Regions from separate parts of the Homo sapiens genome. Here region 1 is linked to region 2. A link is an interaction called in ENCODE POLR2A ChIA-PET data of the cell type or tissue named here. Cell type or tissue: HepG2. All regions are shown on one strand. Links, peaks and the distances in the headings refer to the core of each region. The heading gives the core; the rest is flanking DNA.

Region 1 (8,341 bases), core at 93-8,092, 110 kb after region 2:
AGATATTGATTTACTCAAGTTTTAAATCACTTCTAGCACGTTTTCTGGCATTAGGATATTCTCAGTAAATATTTGTTGAATGAACAACAACAACAAAAAAGCCAAACATACTTAAGAATTTTCCCCTTTCATATGGCCAGCATCTGAAACCTGATATAAATTTGGTGGCTGATGATTCAATTTAATGTAACAAAGCTGCTTGGTAACCTGTTAAAGCTTAGGCACTGAATTCACTGCACAAACTTAAAAAGACCAGCTTTAGTATAACACTTTGTTTGTTTGTTTGTTTGTTTTTTGAGATGGAGTTTTGCTCTTGTCCCCCAGGCTGGAGTGCAGTGGCACCATCTTGGCTCACTGCAACCTCCACCGGGTTCAAATGATTCTCCTGCCTCAGCCTCCCAAGTAGCTGGGATTATAGGTCCGCACTACCGTGCCTGGCTAATTTTTGTATTTTTAGCAGAGACGGGGTTTTACCATGTTGGCCAGGCTGCTCTCGAACTCCTGACCTCAGGCTATCTGCCCTCCTCGGCCTCCCAAAGTGTTGGGATTACAGGCATGAGCCACCGTGCCCGGCCTATTATAACACTTTTTAAGGAGCTGTTATAGTTGAAATAAACTAATTTGAAATCATGTAAATTTTTGTTGTTTTTGCTGTTTTAGTGACAGAGGAGAGATAAAACTGGGGATAAACGTAATTAAACGTATTCATGTAATTAGGAAAATCTTTTTTCCTTTTAGAACTGAAGCTAGTTTAGCCTCACGCAGAGAACAAAAGAGAGAGCAGTATCGTCAGGTAAAAGCACATGTTCAGAAGGAAGACGGTAGAGTGCAGGCTTTTGGCTGGAGTCTGCCTCAGAAGTACAAACAGGTAATATGCACATGTGGTAAGAGCATCCAGCAGGAAAGAAGAGGGCAAGTTGAGTGTGCGTGGGCATGAAGGATTCACTGTACGCATCCCAGCCCTGCTCATCTCAGCCGCATGGACTGGGCACACATTTAAGCATGGAGGGTGGTGGTTTTCAGGCTGTTTTCTAGAGCTGTAGAACTCAAATGAAATGCTCTGAGTCTGTGAGGGGGGGAGGAGTCAATAAAGGGTGGCTAAGTGCATGGAGTTTGAGGTACCCGCTCTGCTGTAACCAGAGCAATTCTGGTTTAATATTTGAAGATTTCATTTTTTAAAAAACCAGCATCATTGTTGAAAAAATTATTGGCATGGAACTTTTCAAACTGTTCATTTAAAATTAAGTTCAGGTCTTCAGGAATTTTATCTGTCTACTCCATAATTCCTACCCCAAAAGACTCACATGTTCATGTACAAACACATATGCATGTGCACGTGTGCACATATGTGTGAATTAGAGCCTCTTTTTGAGCTCCCATTATATCCTGTTTATTGAATTGCTCAACTTGATTTTTCTGTTTTTCAAATAAGAATGGCAAAATTGGCTGATGCCTGTCATTGGCTCATGGTGCCTGTTATTGACTCATGCCTATAATCCTAACACTTTGGGAGGCCAAGGTGGAGGATGGCTTGAGCTCAGGGAGTTTGAGACCAGCCTAGGCAACATAGCATGACCTCATCTCTACAAAAAATTTAAAAAATTAGCTGGGTGTGGTGGCCTGTGCCTGTAGTCCCAGCTACCTTGGAGGCTGAGGTGGGAGGGGACCGCTTAAGCCTGACAGATTGAGGCTGCAGTGAGCCATGATCAAGCCACTGCACTCTAGCCTGGGCAGTAGAGCGACCCTGTCTCAAAAAAACAAAAAAACAAAAAACCTGAACTTGATTTCAAGGAGTAAATAACAGCAGTGCTTGCTCATGTCTCAGTGGATCTGTAATAAGTTCACTTTTGATGAGGCTTACTAATGTGCCTTTTTCACTCCTCCTTCCACCATTATTAGGTAACCAATGGTCAAGGTGAAAATAAGATGAAAAATTTACCTGTGCCTGTCTATCTCAGACCTCTGGATGAAAAAGATACATCAATGAAGGTAAGTTCATTGTGAATTAAAAGGAGATGTTTTCTAAACTCTGGGTAGTTTTTTTTCTAAAACCAAAAAAGTATAAGTATTACTTCTATGGTGAGGTTATTGTTCATTTTATAATATTAGGTTATAAGACCTGTATTTACAACCATTAGTTATTTTAAGAAAACATGAAAATGCTAAACATTTCTAGACTTAATATTGTTTTCTTTTTCACCTGAGAAGCTGTGGTGTGCTGTTGGAGTCAATTTATCTGGTGGGAAGACCAGAGATGGTGGTTCTGTTGTTGGAGCAAGTGTATTTTACAAGGATGTTGCTGGTTTGGATACAGAAGGCAGTAAACAGCGAAGTGCCTCTCAGAGTAGTTTAGATAAGTTAGATCAGGAACTTAAGGTAAGTGTGTGTACTAACATTTGACCTGGTTTATGAGACTATGAGTTTAACTCTTTCATCCAAAATTTGCCTCTGGGTCCAGCTTCTAATTGGGATTACTATGCCCTGGCTTACTGTCCCTCAGCACCCTTTTAAAATCAATTTTAAAATATTGAGGTATAATTTACATGCAATAAAGTGTGCACTCGAAATGGGTATAGGTCAGAGTTTTGACACATGTGTACACGTATGTAATCACTACAGTGATCAAGCTAATGGAACATTTTATCATTGTTCTGCTTTACCTGTTAGTTTTGTGTTGCTGTTTAGAGACAGAGTCTCACTCTATCACATAGGCTGGAGTGCAGTGGCATGATCATGGCTCACTGCAGTGTTAACCTCCTGGACTCAAGTGATCTGTCCACTTCAGCCACCCAAGTAGCTGGGACTACACACCCACACCACCACACCTGGCTAATTTTATTTTTTGTAGAGACGAGGGTTTCACTGTGTTGACCAGGCTAGTCTCACACTTCTGGCCTCAAGCAGTCCTCCCACCTCAGCCTCCCAAAGTGCTGGGATTACAGACGTGAGCCACTGTGCCAGCCTAACTGCTAGTTTTTCATCTACTAATTAATATTGATAGGTGGTTGTATTAGTCTATATTCACACTGCTGATAAACACATACCCGAGACTGGGAAGGAAAAAAGAGGTTTAATTGGGCTTACATAGGTAACCTCTGGGGAGGCCTCAGAATCATGACAGGAGATGAAAGGCACTTCTTACATGGTGGCAGCAAGAGAAAATGAGGAAGAAGCAAAAGTGTAAACCCCTAATAAACCCATCAGATCTCGTGAGACTTATTCACTATCACGAGAATAGCATGGGAAAGACTGGCCCCCATGATTAAATTACCTCCCCCTGGGTCCCTCTCACAACATGTGGGAATTCGGGGAGATACAATTCAAGTTGAGTTTTGGGTAGGGACGCAGCCAAACCACATCAGTGGTTGTATTTTTACCCTTCCAAATAATCTGGAAATAAATTTGAAATAGTATTGCCTTTTACTGTAACAGCACCACCTTATGAATATTTGTACATACATATTGTTTTAAACATTTTTCCTCCTTTGCCTATACAGGAACAGCAGAAGGAGTTAAAAAATCAAGAAGAATTATCCAGTCTAGTTTGGATCTGTACCAGCACTCATTCGGCTACAAAAGTTCTTATTATTGATGCTGTTCAACCTGGCAACATCCTAGACAGTTTCACTGTTTGCAACTCTCATGTTCTGTGCATTGCAAGTGTGCCAGGTAAGAGTGAGTCATGCGTTTCTCTGCCCTCCCCTCCATCCACCTACCTGCTGGGCACTGATGTAGCAGCTGAAGATGCAGTTCTGCACCTTGCTGTCATGAAGCTTATGTTCTAGTTAGGGAAGATTAAAAAACAAACTGGAAACCATTGAATAAAGAAGATATTTTCAGGTAGTGAAAAATACTGTGAAGAAAATAAAACAATGGGAATATGAGAAAATAACTGGGAGCCAGAGGACTGTTTGGATTAATTAATAAGGAAAGGTCTTCTAAAGTTTTGGATTAAACATTATGTGATGTTAAAACATTAGTTTAAAAATTAAAGAAGTGTATGTGATATATCCATATGTTGGAATATTATTCAGCCATAAAAAGGAATGAAGTTCTTTTTTATATTTTATTGTGGAATACTTAATATGAGTTCTACTTTTTTTTTTTTTTTTTTTTTGAGACAGAGTCTTACTCTGTCACCCAGGCTGGAGTGCAATGGCATGATCTCGGCTCACTGCAACCTCCACCTTCCAGGTTCAAGTGATTCTCCTGCCTCAGCCTCCCGAGTAGCTGGAATTACAGGCACCTGCCACCACGCCCGGCTAATTGTTTGCATTTTTACTAGAGACGGGGTTTTACCATGTTGGTCAGGCTAGTCTTTTTTTTTTTTTTTTTTTGAGATGGAGTCTTACTCTGTCACTCACACTGGAGTGCAGTGGCACCGTCTCGGCTTACTGCAACCTCTACCTCCTGGGTTCAAGTGATTCTTTTGCCTTAGCCTCCCAAGTAGCTGGGACTACAGGCACGAGCCACTACACCCGGCTAATTTTTGTATTTTTGGTAGAAATGGGGTGTCACCATATTGGCCAGGTTGGTCTCGAACTCCTAGACCTCGTGATCTGCCCGCCTCGGTCTCCCAAAGTGCTGAGATTACAGGTGTGACCCACCACCCCGGGCAGTCAGATTAGTCTTGAACTCCTGACCTCAGGTGATCCACCCGCTTCGTCCTCCCGAAGTACTGGGATTACAGGCATGAGCCACTGAACCCAGCCTGAGATCTACCCTCTTAACACATTTTTGTTTTTGTTTTTTTGAGACAGGGCCTCACTCTGTTGCCCAGGCTGGATTGCAGTGGTGCAGTCACAACTCATTGTACTCATTGCAGCCATGACCTTCCGGGCTCAAGTGATCCTCCCAGCTCAGCCTCCCAAGTAGCTGGGACCACAGGCGCACACTACCACACCTGGCTAAGTTGTTTGTACTTTTTGTAGGCAGGGTTTCACCATGTTGCCCAGGCTGGTCTGGAACTCCTGGGCTCAAGTGATCTGCCTGCCTTGGCCTCCCGAAGTATTGGGATGCCCAGCCCTCTTAACAAATTTTTAAGAGTACAATACATTATCCTCTAGGTAGAAGTTCTGACACATGTTATAACACAGATGAACCTTGGAAACACTATGCCAAAGGAAATAAGTCGGACACAAAAGGACAAATATTATATGATTCCGCTTATATGAGATATCTAGAATAGGCACATTCATAAAAACATAGAGTTTCTGTGTGAGGTGATGGAAAAGCTTTAGAAATAGGCCGGCCATGGAGGTTCACACTCATAATCCCAGCACTTTCAGAGGCCAAGGTGGGACGATCACTTGAGCCCAGAAGTTTGAGACCAGTCTGGGCAATATAGTGAGACCTCATTCCACAAAAAATCAAAAAATGAGGCGGGAGGATAACTTGAGTCGGGGAGGTCAAGACTGCAGTGAGCTACGATTGCACCACTACACACCCACCTGGGCAATGGGAGTAAGACCCTGTGTTTTAAAAAAAAAAAAAAAAAAAAAAAAAAAAAGACCTGGCATGGTGGCTTACACCTGTAATCCAGACACTTTGGGAGGCTGAGGTGGGCGGATCACCTGAGGTCAGGAGTTCGAGACCAGCCTGGCCAACATGGTAAAACCCCGTTTCTACTAAAAATACAAAAATTAGCCAGGTGCAGTGGCAGGCGCTTGTAATCGCAGCTACTTGGGAGGCTGAGGCAGGAGAATTGCTTGAACCTGGGAGGCAGAGGTTGCAGTGAGCCGAGACTGTACCATTGCACACCAGCCTGGGCAACAAGAGTGAAACTCTGTCGCCAAAAAAAAAAAATAATGGTGATGGCTACACAATGTTATAAATATTAATGCCAATATTGTAAATATTAGTGCCACTGAATTGTACACTTTTAAATGGTTAAAGTGGCAAATTTTGTTTATATATATATTATTTTTACTGCAATAAAAGTTTTTAGTGTGATATAAATAAAACAATTTTCTAAATTAAAAAATGAGATTTATTTTTATATTGTAAATATTTTTATATTATAAATGCTTAGTTTTTAATGTTTTACTAATATCTTAATCAACCTATATACTTGGGGCATTTAATTTTTAACAGTAATGGATAGAAGCTTATACTTCAAGTAGTAGCAGTAGTCTTGATGATTTAAAAGAATTTTTTTTTGGCTGATGTTGTCAGATATAATAGATTGTTTTTAACCTGTGGCTGCTGAGGAGCTCACTAAGAACAGAAGCTGGCTAGGCGTGGTGGCTCGCACCTGTAATCCTAGGACTTGTCTGAGGTTGGTGGATCCCTTGAGGCCAGGAGTTCAAGACCAGCCTGACCAACATACCGAAACCCTGTCTCTACCAAAAATACAAAAATTAGCCAGGCGTGGTGGCTCACACCGGTAGTCCCAGCTACTCAGGAGGCTGAGGCAGGAGAATCACTTAAGCCAAGGAGGCGGAGGTTGCAGTGAGCTGAATCATGCCACTGTACTCCAGCCTGGGCGACAGAGTAAGACTCTGTCTCAAAAAAAAAAAAAAAAAAGTTTATTTTCTGACATTTTTATGTTTATTTGCACTTGTGTTAATAGAAGTATTTTCTTAATTTTTTAAGTTACCTTCCCATATTGTGAAGATTTGTTTATGTAAATTTAATGCTACCTGTATTCAACTACCTGTACATCTCACCTGCATAACTCTCATTTCAAACCTGTAATTGTTTTAGTAAAAAAAATGTTATTTATAGAAGTTTACTTTGCTGTTACAAGAAGATTTATTTTTCAGGTGCACGAGAAACAGACTACCCTGCAGGAGAAGATCTTTCAGAATCTGGTCAGGTAGACAAAGCATCTTTATGTGGAAGTATGACAAGCAACAGCTCAGCAGAGACAGACAGCCTGTTAGGAGGCATCACAGTGGTTGGTTGTTCTGCAGAAGGTGTGACGGGAGCTGCCACTTCCCCTAGTACAAATGGTGCTTCTCCAGTGATGGATAAACCACCAGGTATATCCATTCTCTTTACCTGCCATCTGTATAGAGTCTAAGGCTACACTCAGATGCCTCATTATGGACTTAATTTAGATCTTAAGTAACAAGGTTGAAAGAACTTGAAAGAAGATACTGTAGGCCGGGCGTGGTGGCTCACGCCTGTAATCCCAGCACTCTGGGAGGCCAAGGCGGGTGGATCACGAGGTCAGGAGATCAAGACCATCCTGGCTAACACAGTGAAACCCTGTCTGTACTAAAAAGTACAAAAAATTAACCGGGCGTGGTGGCGGGTGCCTGTAGTCCCAGCTACTCGGGAGGCTGAGGCAGGAGAATGGCGTGAACCTGGGAGGTGGAGCTTGCAGTGAGCCAAGATCACGCCGCCGCACTCCAGCCTGGGCAACAGAGCAAGACTCTGTCTCAAAAAAAAAAAAAATGCTGTAATGACTGTTAAATGGAATGAAGAATTCTTAATTTCATGGTACAGTGTGAAGGAGTGGGTAGATGGAATGGAATTCTATAACAGGGGTTTGTGTGGGGAAATAATTGGAGGAGAAAAGCCCAGACTTGGAATAGTGTTTTATTTACTTTGTAGAAATGGAAGCAGAAAATAGTGAGGTTGATGAAAATGTTCCAACAGCAGAAGAAGCAACTGAAGCTACAGAAGGGAATGCGGGGTCAGCTGAAGACACAGTGGACATCTCCCAAACTGGCGTCTACACAGAGCATGTCTTTACAGATCCTTTGGGAGTTCAGATCCCAGAAGACCTCTCCCCAGTGTATCAGTCGAGGTATAATAATGGGTCATCAACTTAGGCAACTGGGTGAAGTGCACAAATAAAAGGAACCAAAATAATCTCAAACAGTCAAAAGATTTCCACTAATTAGTGTCACTGTGGTGGATTAAAAGATACCTATTCTTGTGATAATTTCATGTATTCCCGCTCCATCATTCTCGCTGGATATTCCCCCCCATTTCTTCTGTACACCTTCCAATTTAAAAAAAAAATCTTATCTATAAAAGTATAATCATGCATCAGTCAACAATGGGGATATGTTCTGAGAAATGTGTCATTAGGTGATTTCATCATTGTGTGAACATCATAGAGTGCATTTACACAAATCTAGATGGTATGGCTTATCACACACCTAGGCCATATGGTATAGCCCATTGCTCCTAGGCTAGAAACCTGTACAGCATGTTACTGTACTGAATACTGTAGATAATTGGAACATAACGGTAAGTATTTGTGTATGTAAACATGCACAAGGTACTGTAGAAATATAGTAGTATAATCTTGTGGAACCACCACCATATATTCTGTCCATCATTTTCCAAAATGGTTTTACCAGGTGTGTGACTATATATTAGTCAA
Region 2 (8,337 bases), core at 338-8,337:
CCTCTTGTAGCACTTTCAGCGCTGTGTCAAACTAACCTATTGCTTTTATTCTCCCACCAACTAGGATGCAGTAGATAATTAACAGAAATTTGTTGGTTGGATGGATGGATATGCTAAAGGTCAAATTGCTAAGACTAACCATTTAAAGTTCTCTTTGTGCATTCAAATTATCGTTCCTACTTCTGGTGCCAAGTTATGCTAAAACTTCCAAAAAGTTTTTCAATAAGTCCTTTCACTTTTGCATATACAGAAAAACCATGACTTCTCCTGGGTATAATTATTTCAGACTTATTTCAGACACTTTACCTACATTGCCTTATACTTACTATTCTGTAAATATTTATGCATTTAAAAAATCTAAATGTTAAGATCATTGGAATTACTTTCAGAAGTATTGTAGGAATTCAAGCCGGGTATAGCAACACACGCCTGAAGTCCCAGCTACTCAAGAGATTGAGCCCAGGATTCAAGGCCAGCTGGGCAACATAGCGAGACCCCATCTCTAAAAATAACAGTGATAATATTAATAATGCCAGGTGCAGTGGCTCATGCCTGTAATCTCAGCACTTTGGGAGGCCGAGTTGGGCAGATTATTTGAGGTCAGGGGTTCGAGACCAGCCTGGCCAACATGGTAAAACCCCATCTCTACTAAAAATACAAAAAATTAGCCAGGTGTGGTGGTGCACACCTGTAATCTCAGCTACTGGGGAGGCTGAGGCAGGAGAATCGCTTGAACCCAGGAGGTGGAGGTTGCAGTGAATGAAGATCATGCCACTGCACTGCAGCCTTGGGTGACAGAGCGAGACTCCACCTCAAAAAAAAAAAATTTCCATACAAATGAAGATTAAGTGCCAAAACTTAATTTTAACTCTTCGTTTCTTCTCTTATGTTAGACATTTCTATTTTTTTCTTTTCTTTTTTTTTTTTTTGCAGACAGAGTCTCACACTGTCACCCAGGCTGGAGTGAAGAGTCATGATCTTGGCTCACTGTAACCTCTGGCCTTTAGGTTCAAGCGATTCTCGTGCCTCAGCCTTCCAAGTAGCTGGGACTACAGGCGTGTGCCACCATGCCTGGCTAATTTTTTGTATTTTAGTATTTTATGTTTTTTGTATTTTAGAGACGGGGTTTCACCATGTTGCTCAGCCTGGTATCAAATTCCTGAGCTCAGGCAGTTCGCCCACCTTGGCCTCCCAAAATGCTAGGATTACAAATGTGAGCCACTGTGCATGGCCCATGTTAGACCTTTCTAATCAGGATTCAGCAGTACCTTAGAGTAACAGATAAAATGGTGAGTAAAACAACATTTATTTCTGAAGAAAACATTTGTTCTAAAGAAAAATAAACAATTATTTTTGGGGGCGTGGAAATCCATGTTGGTTAAAAGCCTGTGCTAGACTATTATGGTATAGGCCAGGCGCGGTGGCTTATGCCTATAATCCCAGCACTTTGGGAGGCCAAGGAGGGCAGATCACCTGAGGTCAGGAGTTTGAGAACAGTCTGGCCAACATGGTGAAACCCCGTCTCTACTAAAAATACAAAAAATTAGCCAGGCATGGTGGCGGGTGCCTATAATCCCAGCTACTCCGGAGGCTGAGACAGGAGAATTGCTTGAACCTGGGAGGTGGAGATTGCAGTGAGCTGAGGTTGCACCATTGCACTCCAGCCTGGGCAACAATAGTGAAACTCCATCCCTCCCCTGTCCCCCTCAAAAAAAAAAGGACTATTATGGTATAAATCAAATTTCTAGTTTTAATTATGTACTCCTCAATTTTGAATTTTCTTTCAGTTACCTGTTCTAGCCTAGCCACATTTTGTTACTGCTACCTGTCAGAAACAAATACCTTTTTTGTTTGTTTGTTTTCTATTTTTATTTTTTGCCAGGCATCAGATGATGGCAAAACAAATACCTTTTTAAAGGTTAAGCAGTTTTTTCAAAGTGTAGCATCAAACCAGAAAGGTAATTTTTTTTTTTTTTTTTTTTTTTTTTGAGACAGAATCTCACAGTGTCACTCAGGCTGGAGTGCAGTAGTGCGATCTCGGCTCACTGTAACCTCTGCCTCCTGGGTTTGAGCAATTCTCCTGCCTCAGCCTCCCAAGTAGCTGGGACTACAGGTGTGCGCCACCAAGCCCAGCTAATTTTTGTATTTTTAGTAGAGACGGTGTTTCACCAAGTTGGCCAGGATGGTCTTGATCTCTTGACCTCGTGATCCACCTGCCTTGGCCTCCCTGAATGCTAGGATTACAGGCATGAGCCACCATGCCCAGCCCCATAAGGGTCACTTTTAAAAAGACGATTGCCTATGGTTTCTCTGTGAAAATAGTCCATTTGAACTTGTTTGATGTAATTTGGACACATTTGGCAGAAATTACACACTCATTTTTGGCTTTGTTTAGTTTTAACTTTTTTTTTTTTAGACGGAGTTTTGCTCTTATTGCCCAGGCTGGAGTACAATGGCGCAATCTTGGCTCACCGCAACCTCTGCCCCGCCAGGTTCAAGCGATTCTCTTGCCTCAGCCTCCCAAGTAGCTGGGATTACAGGCATGCACCACCATGCCTGGCTAATTTTGTATTTTTAGTAGAGAGGGGGTTTCTCCATGTTAGTCAGGCTGGTCTGGAACTCCCAACCTCAGTTGATCCTCCCGCCTTGGCGTCCCAAAGTACCAGATTACAGATGTGAGCCACTGCACCTGGCCATTTTTTTTTGAAGGCAGGGTCTCTCTGTCCTAGACTGGAGTGCAGTGGCACGATTATGGCTCACTGCAGCCTTGACTTCAGTCTCATGTGATCCTTCCACCTCAGCCTCCCAAGTAGCAGGTACTGTAGGTACTGTCACAAGTATTATAGGCATCAAGCCAGACACCACCATGTCCAGTTAATTTTTGTAATTTTTGTAGAGACAGGATCTCACCATGTTGCCCAGGCTGGTCTGAAACTTCTGGGCTCAAGCAGTCTGCCCACCTTGGCCTCCCAAAGTGCTGGGATTATAGGTGTGAGCCACTGTGCCTGACCCTAGTTTTAACTCTTTAAAAAATACTTTTATCTTGGGATAGGAATTCAGTCCATAATTGGCTCAGTTTTAACCATCCTTAACCTAGCCAAGGGCCAGGAATTAAACAGAATTCTCAGCAGCCAAATTAAATGTCTCAAGCATTAAAGTTTGTTATCTTGGCTTACTGAAGAAACATTTAAGTGCAAAGTGCTTATTTACCCTTATTTTATTTTTATTTTTTTGGAGACAGAGTCTCACTCTGTTGCTCAGGCTGGAGTGCAGTGGCACAATCTCGGTCCATTGCAACTCCCGCCTCCCAGGTTCAAGTGATTGTCTTGCCTCAGGCTCCTGAGTAGCTGGAGTTACAGGTGCCTTCCACAATGCCTGGCTAATTTTTTTATTTTTGGTAGAGACAAGGTTTTGTCTTTTTGGCCAGGCTGGTCTCGAAGTCCTGACTTCAGGTGATCCACCTGTCTCGGCCTCCCAAAGTGCTGGGATTACAGGCGTGAGCCACTGCGCCTGGCTGGGTCTTTTTTAAGATAACAATTTCTAGTTTTTTTTTTTTTTTTTTTTTTTTTTTTTTAGTAATAGAAGAATATTTTCATAACAGAGTCAAGTGTTGAAGCAAAAACCACAGTGTCAGGATTGAAGATCTGTAAATTAAAGTCAGAAATGTAAGATGTTGGCCATATACCTACAGAAGCACATAACTGTGTAACAAAGTTAGTAAGGCATCACTTGGCTGATGTAGCAAACATCATAACACAGGTAGAGCATTCCTAGTCTGAAAATGTGAAATCTGAAATGCTTCAAAATCTGAAACTTTTTGCATGCTGAGATGACGTCACAAGTTACTTTGAACATACTACTATTTCACTGTATTTTTTTTCCTTTTTTTTTTTTTTTTTTGAGACAGAGTTTTGCTCTTATTGCCCAGGCTGGAGTGCAATGGCGCTATCTCGGCTCACTGCAACCTCCGCCTCCTGGGTTCAAGCGATTCTCCTGCCTCAGCCTCCCAAGTAGCTGGGATTATAGGAATGCGCCACCACGCCTGGCTGATTTTGTATTTTTATTGGAGACGGGGTTTCTCCACGTTGGTCAGGCTGGTCTCAAACTGCTGACCTCAGGTGATCTGCCCACCTCGGTCTCTCAAAGTGTTGGGATTACAGGCGTGAGCCACCACGCCTGGCCAATTTTCACTGTAGTAATGGTACATCATATTCTTTTTTTTTTTTTTTTTTTTGAGACGGAGTCTCGCTCTGTCACCCAGCCTGGAGTGCAGTGGCACTATCTCAGCTCACTGCAGCCTCTGCCTCCTGGGTTCAAGCAGTTCTTCTGCCTCAGCCTCCCCAGTAGATGGGACCACAGGCAAGCGCCGCCACACTCGGCTAATTTTTGTATTTTTAGTAGAGACCGGGTTTCAGCATATTGGCCAGGATGGTCTTGATCTCCTGACCTTGTGATCCGCCCGCCTTGGCCTCCCAAATTGCTGGGATTACTGGCGTGAGCCACTGTGCCCGGCCCAAAGTAACCAATTCTTTAAACCCATCCGGCTGGGCACAGTGGCTCATGCCTATAGTCCCAGCACTTTGGGAGGCCGAGGGGGGCGGATCACCTGAGGTCAGAAGTTCAGACCAGCCTGACAACACAGAGAAACCCCGTCTCTACTAAAAATACAGAAAATTAGTCTGGCGTGGTGGCAGATGCCTGTAATCTCAGCTACTGGGGAGGCTGAGTTAGGAGAATCGGTTGAACCCTGGAGGCAGACGTTGCAGTGAGCCGAGATCACACCACTGCACTCCAACCTGGGCAACAAGAGCGAAACTCCGTCTCAAATAAATAAATAAATAAGTAAAAACCCATTTACCCCCACAGGCTTGTGAGACTGGTTGGAAGAAGTGCTGCTAGGCAGGGCCTGTGTGTTTGGAAAAAAAAATCACTCAGGGTGTTTGTGATTATAACTGTCTCACCCTTCCCTCTAATTCAGAAACCATTGCTTAAGAGTGGAAAAAAAAAACCACGAACTGTCTGTCTTCTGCTCTCACACCAAAAACAATCAGCCCGCTGTATTTGTAGTTCATGAGCATGGTGATTGGGTGTTCATGCAGGTGTGTGAGATATGCCACCCTTGAACCTTGTTACAACACTGGCACATTCTCAGACCTGAAAAAAAAAACACACATAACACAGAAGACTTCTGTGACCAAATATGTGGGGTAGGGCAGGTGCAGTGGCTCATGCCTATAATCCCAGTGCTTTGGGAGGCTGAGGCAGGTGGATTGCTTGAGCCCAGGAGTTTGAAACCAGCCTGAGCAACATGATGAAACCCTGTCTCTACAGAAAAATACAAAAATTAGCTGAGCATGGTGGCATGTGCCTGTAGTCCCAACTACTTGGAAGGCTGAGGCAGGAGGATTGCTTGAGCCCTGAAGGTCGAGGTTGCAGTGAGCCCTGAAGGTCAAGGTTGCAGTGAGCTGGGATCGTGTCACCTGCACTCCAACCCAGGCAACAGAGTGAGACCCTATCTTAAAAAGCAAACAAATAAAAAAATATGGGAGTGTTTTTCCCTACCAGCAAGCAATCAGTTCTGCATCAGGCACCAGCTAGGTGTCATCTAACTTAATACTGACACTGTCTACTTGAGATAGTGTCACATCCCACAGTTTGAGGTCTCAGTCCCCAAGACTACCGACAACACTTATGCCAATCTCAAGCCTCAGGTTATTTTACCTGTGCTTCTGACCAACCTGCCATGTATATATATGTACATATATATGTATATGTGTGTGTGTGTATATAATGTAGATACCATAATTTTTTTTCTTTATGAGATGAAGGTCTTGCTGTGTTGCCCAGGCTGATCTTGAATTCCTGGGTGCAAGCTGTCTTCCTGCCTCAGCCTCCGAATCACTGGGATTACAGTCATGTGCCACCTTGCCCAGCTACTGTCTTTTATTTTTGATGAATCCTCTGTGTCCAGTACAGTCTCAACTGGCTATAAACTGGGGTTCCCACAACCCCCTCCTCAGGTTCAGTTGACTTGCTGAATGGTTTGCAGAACCTGGGGAAACAGTTATGTTTACTGTTACAAAGGATGTAGATGAAAAGATGCGTAAAGCAGGGTATGGGGGTAGTGGTGCAGAGCTTCCATGCCCTCCCTGTACATGTCACCCTGCAGGAACCTCCATGTGTTCAGCTATCTGGAAGATCTCTCAACCTTGTTCTTTTGAGTTTTTATGGAGGCGTCACTACGTAGGTATGAAACCATTGGTCATTGGTGATCAACTTCACCTTCAGCCCCTTTCCCCTCCTGGGAGGTTGTGTGGGGTGGGCTGAAAGTCCTAACCCTCTAATTATGCTTTTGGTCTTTCCAATGACCAGCTCCCATCCTTAAGCTATGTAGGGGCTGCCAGCCATGAATCTACCCATTAACATACAAAAAGACATCTCTCTGGAGATTCTAAGGATTTTAGGAATTATATTTTAGGAATTATATGTTAGGAAACTGGGTCAGAGACCAAATACGTATTTCACGATATCACACTGTTACATTCTTATATAATCTTGCATTTTATTTTTTTTTACCTGTTGATCTGTCCATGTTGATATACATATGCATCTAATTCTTTCCTTTTAACTGCTGTGTATTCCATCGATGACATGAATATACCACTATCCATTCTTCATTACCACATTATATATTACAAATGTTGTTGTAGTAACATTCGGTGCATATGTAAGATCTTCTCAAAGTATATATTTTAGAAATAGGATGCCAGGTTTTAGGATATGTATTTGTAAAATTAACTAGATAAGGTAACATTGCTTGTCAAAGGAGTGCAGTGATTTATATTCCTATCAGTAGTATAAAAGACTTCTTATTTTCTTGTATCTTTGCCAACACTTCCTGCACTATCAGACTTTTTGGTTTCTGTTGCCTGTCTGATGTGGTTGAAACCACTTCTTTCTTTCTTTCTTTTTTTTGTTTTTTTTTGAGACAGAGTCTCACTCTGTCACCCAGGCTGGAGTGCAGTGGAGCAGTCTTGGCTCACTGCAACCTCCGCCTCCTGGGTTCAAGCAATTCTGCTGCCTCAGCCTCCCAAGTAGCTGGGACTACAAGTGCATGCCTCCTCCATGTCTGGCTGATTTTTGTGTTTTTAGTAGAGTCAGGGTTTTACCATGTTGACAAGGCCGGTCTCGAACTCCTAACCTCAAATGATCCACCCACCTCAGCCTCCCAAAGTTCTGGGATTACAGGTGTGAAACCACTTTATATATATATATATATCACTATATATATATATCACTATATATATATATCACTATATATATATATCACTATATATATATCACTATATATATATATATCACTATATATATATATCACTATATATATAACTATATCACTATATATATCACTATATATATATCACTATATATATCACTGTATATATCACTATATATATCACATCACTATATATATATCACTATATATATCACTATATATCTCTATATCTCTCCCTATATATATCTCACTATATATCACTATACGTATATCACTATATATATCACTATATGTATATCACTATATATATATCACTATATGTATATATCACTATATGTATATATCACTATATATATCACTATATATATATCACTATATATATATATACACATTTTTTTCTTTTTTTGGAGATGGATTCTCACTCTGTCGCCCAGGCTGGAGTGCAGTGGCATGATCTCGGCTCACTGCAGCCTCCACCTCCCAGGTTCAAGTGATTCTTCTGCCTCAGCCTCCCGAGTAGCTGGAACTACAGGTGCGCACCACCATGCCTGGCTCATTTTTGTATTTTCAGTAGAGAAGGGGTTTCATCATTTCTCAGCCTTTGGCTAAGATCAAGTGAGACGGGGTTTCACCATGTTGGTCAGGCTGGTCTTGAACTCCTGACCTCATGATCTGCCCCTTCAGTCTCCCAAAGTGCTGGGATTACAGGCGTGAGCCACCGTGCCTGGCTGCCACTTTTTTTTTTTTTTTTTTTTTTTTTTAAAGATGGAGTCTCACTCTGTCCCCCAGGCTGGAGTGCAGTGGCGAGTTCTCGGCTCATTGCAAGCTCCATCTCCTGGGTTCCTGCCATTCTCCTGCCTCAGCCTCCCGGTAGCTGGGACTACAGGTGCCCGCCACCACGCCCGGCTAATTTTTTTTGTATTTTTAGTAGAGACGGGGTTTCACAGTGTTAGCCAGGATGGTCTCGATCTCCTGACCTCGTGATCCATGCACCTCGGCCTCCCGAAGTGCTGGGATTACAGGCGTCAGCCACCGCGCCCAGCCTGGCCACCACTTCTTAT

What was found. Peaks named below come from ENCODE experiments on the same cell type or tissue, not always from the same donor. Only the 100,000 strongest peaks of a DNase experiment are listed, where the experiment ranks them.
Region 1: POLR2A ChIA-PET joins it to region 2 with 7 read pairs; 4 of 35 experiments call an interaction of 5 or more read pairs at or near these places.

What each region holds. Positions count from the first base shown.
Region 1 is chr17:50,989,092-50,997,432 of GRCh38, reverse strand. It overlaps SPAG9 (sperm associated antigen 9), which reads left to right. Exons shown (of 30, transcript NM_001130528.3): 16 at 739-868; 17 at 1,900-1,989; 18 at 2,209-2,376; 19 at 3,498-3,669; 20 at 6,765-6,983; 21 at 7,561-7,756. Among named protein-coding and RNA genes, the nearest start is that of TOB1-AS1, 130 kb to the right of the region's middle. In HepG2, for the core only: no CTCF peak of the experiment used is centred there; no DNase peak of the experiment used is centred there.
Region 2 is chr17:51,094,997-51,103,333 of GRCh38, reverse strand. All of the region lies in intron 1 of SPAG9 (sperm associated antigen 9), which reads left to right. It overlaps LOC124904125 (small nucleolar RNA U13), which reads left to right and starts at 5,056; the gene lies at 5,056-5,160. RefSeq lists an enhancer at 4,235-4,735. In HepG2, for the core only: no CTCF peak of the experiment used is centred there; a DNase peak (open chromatin) is centred at 5,103.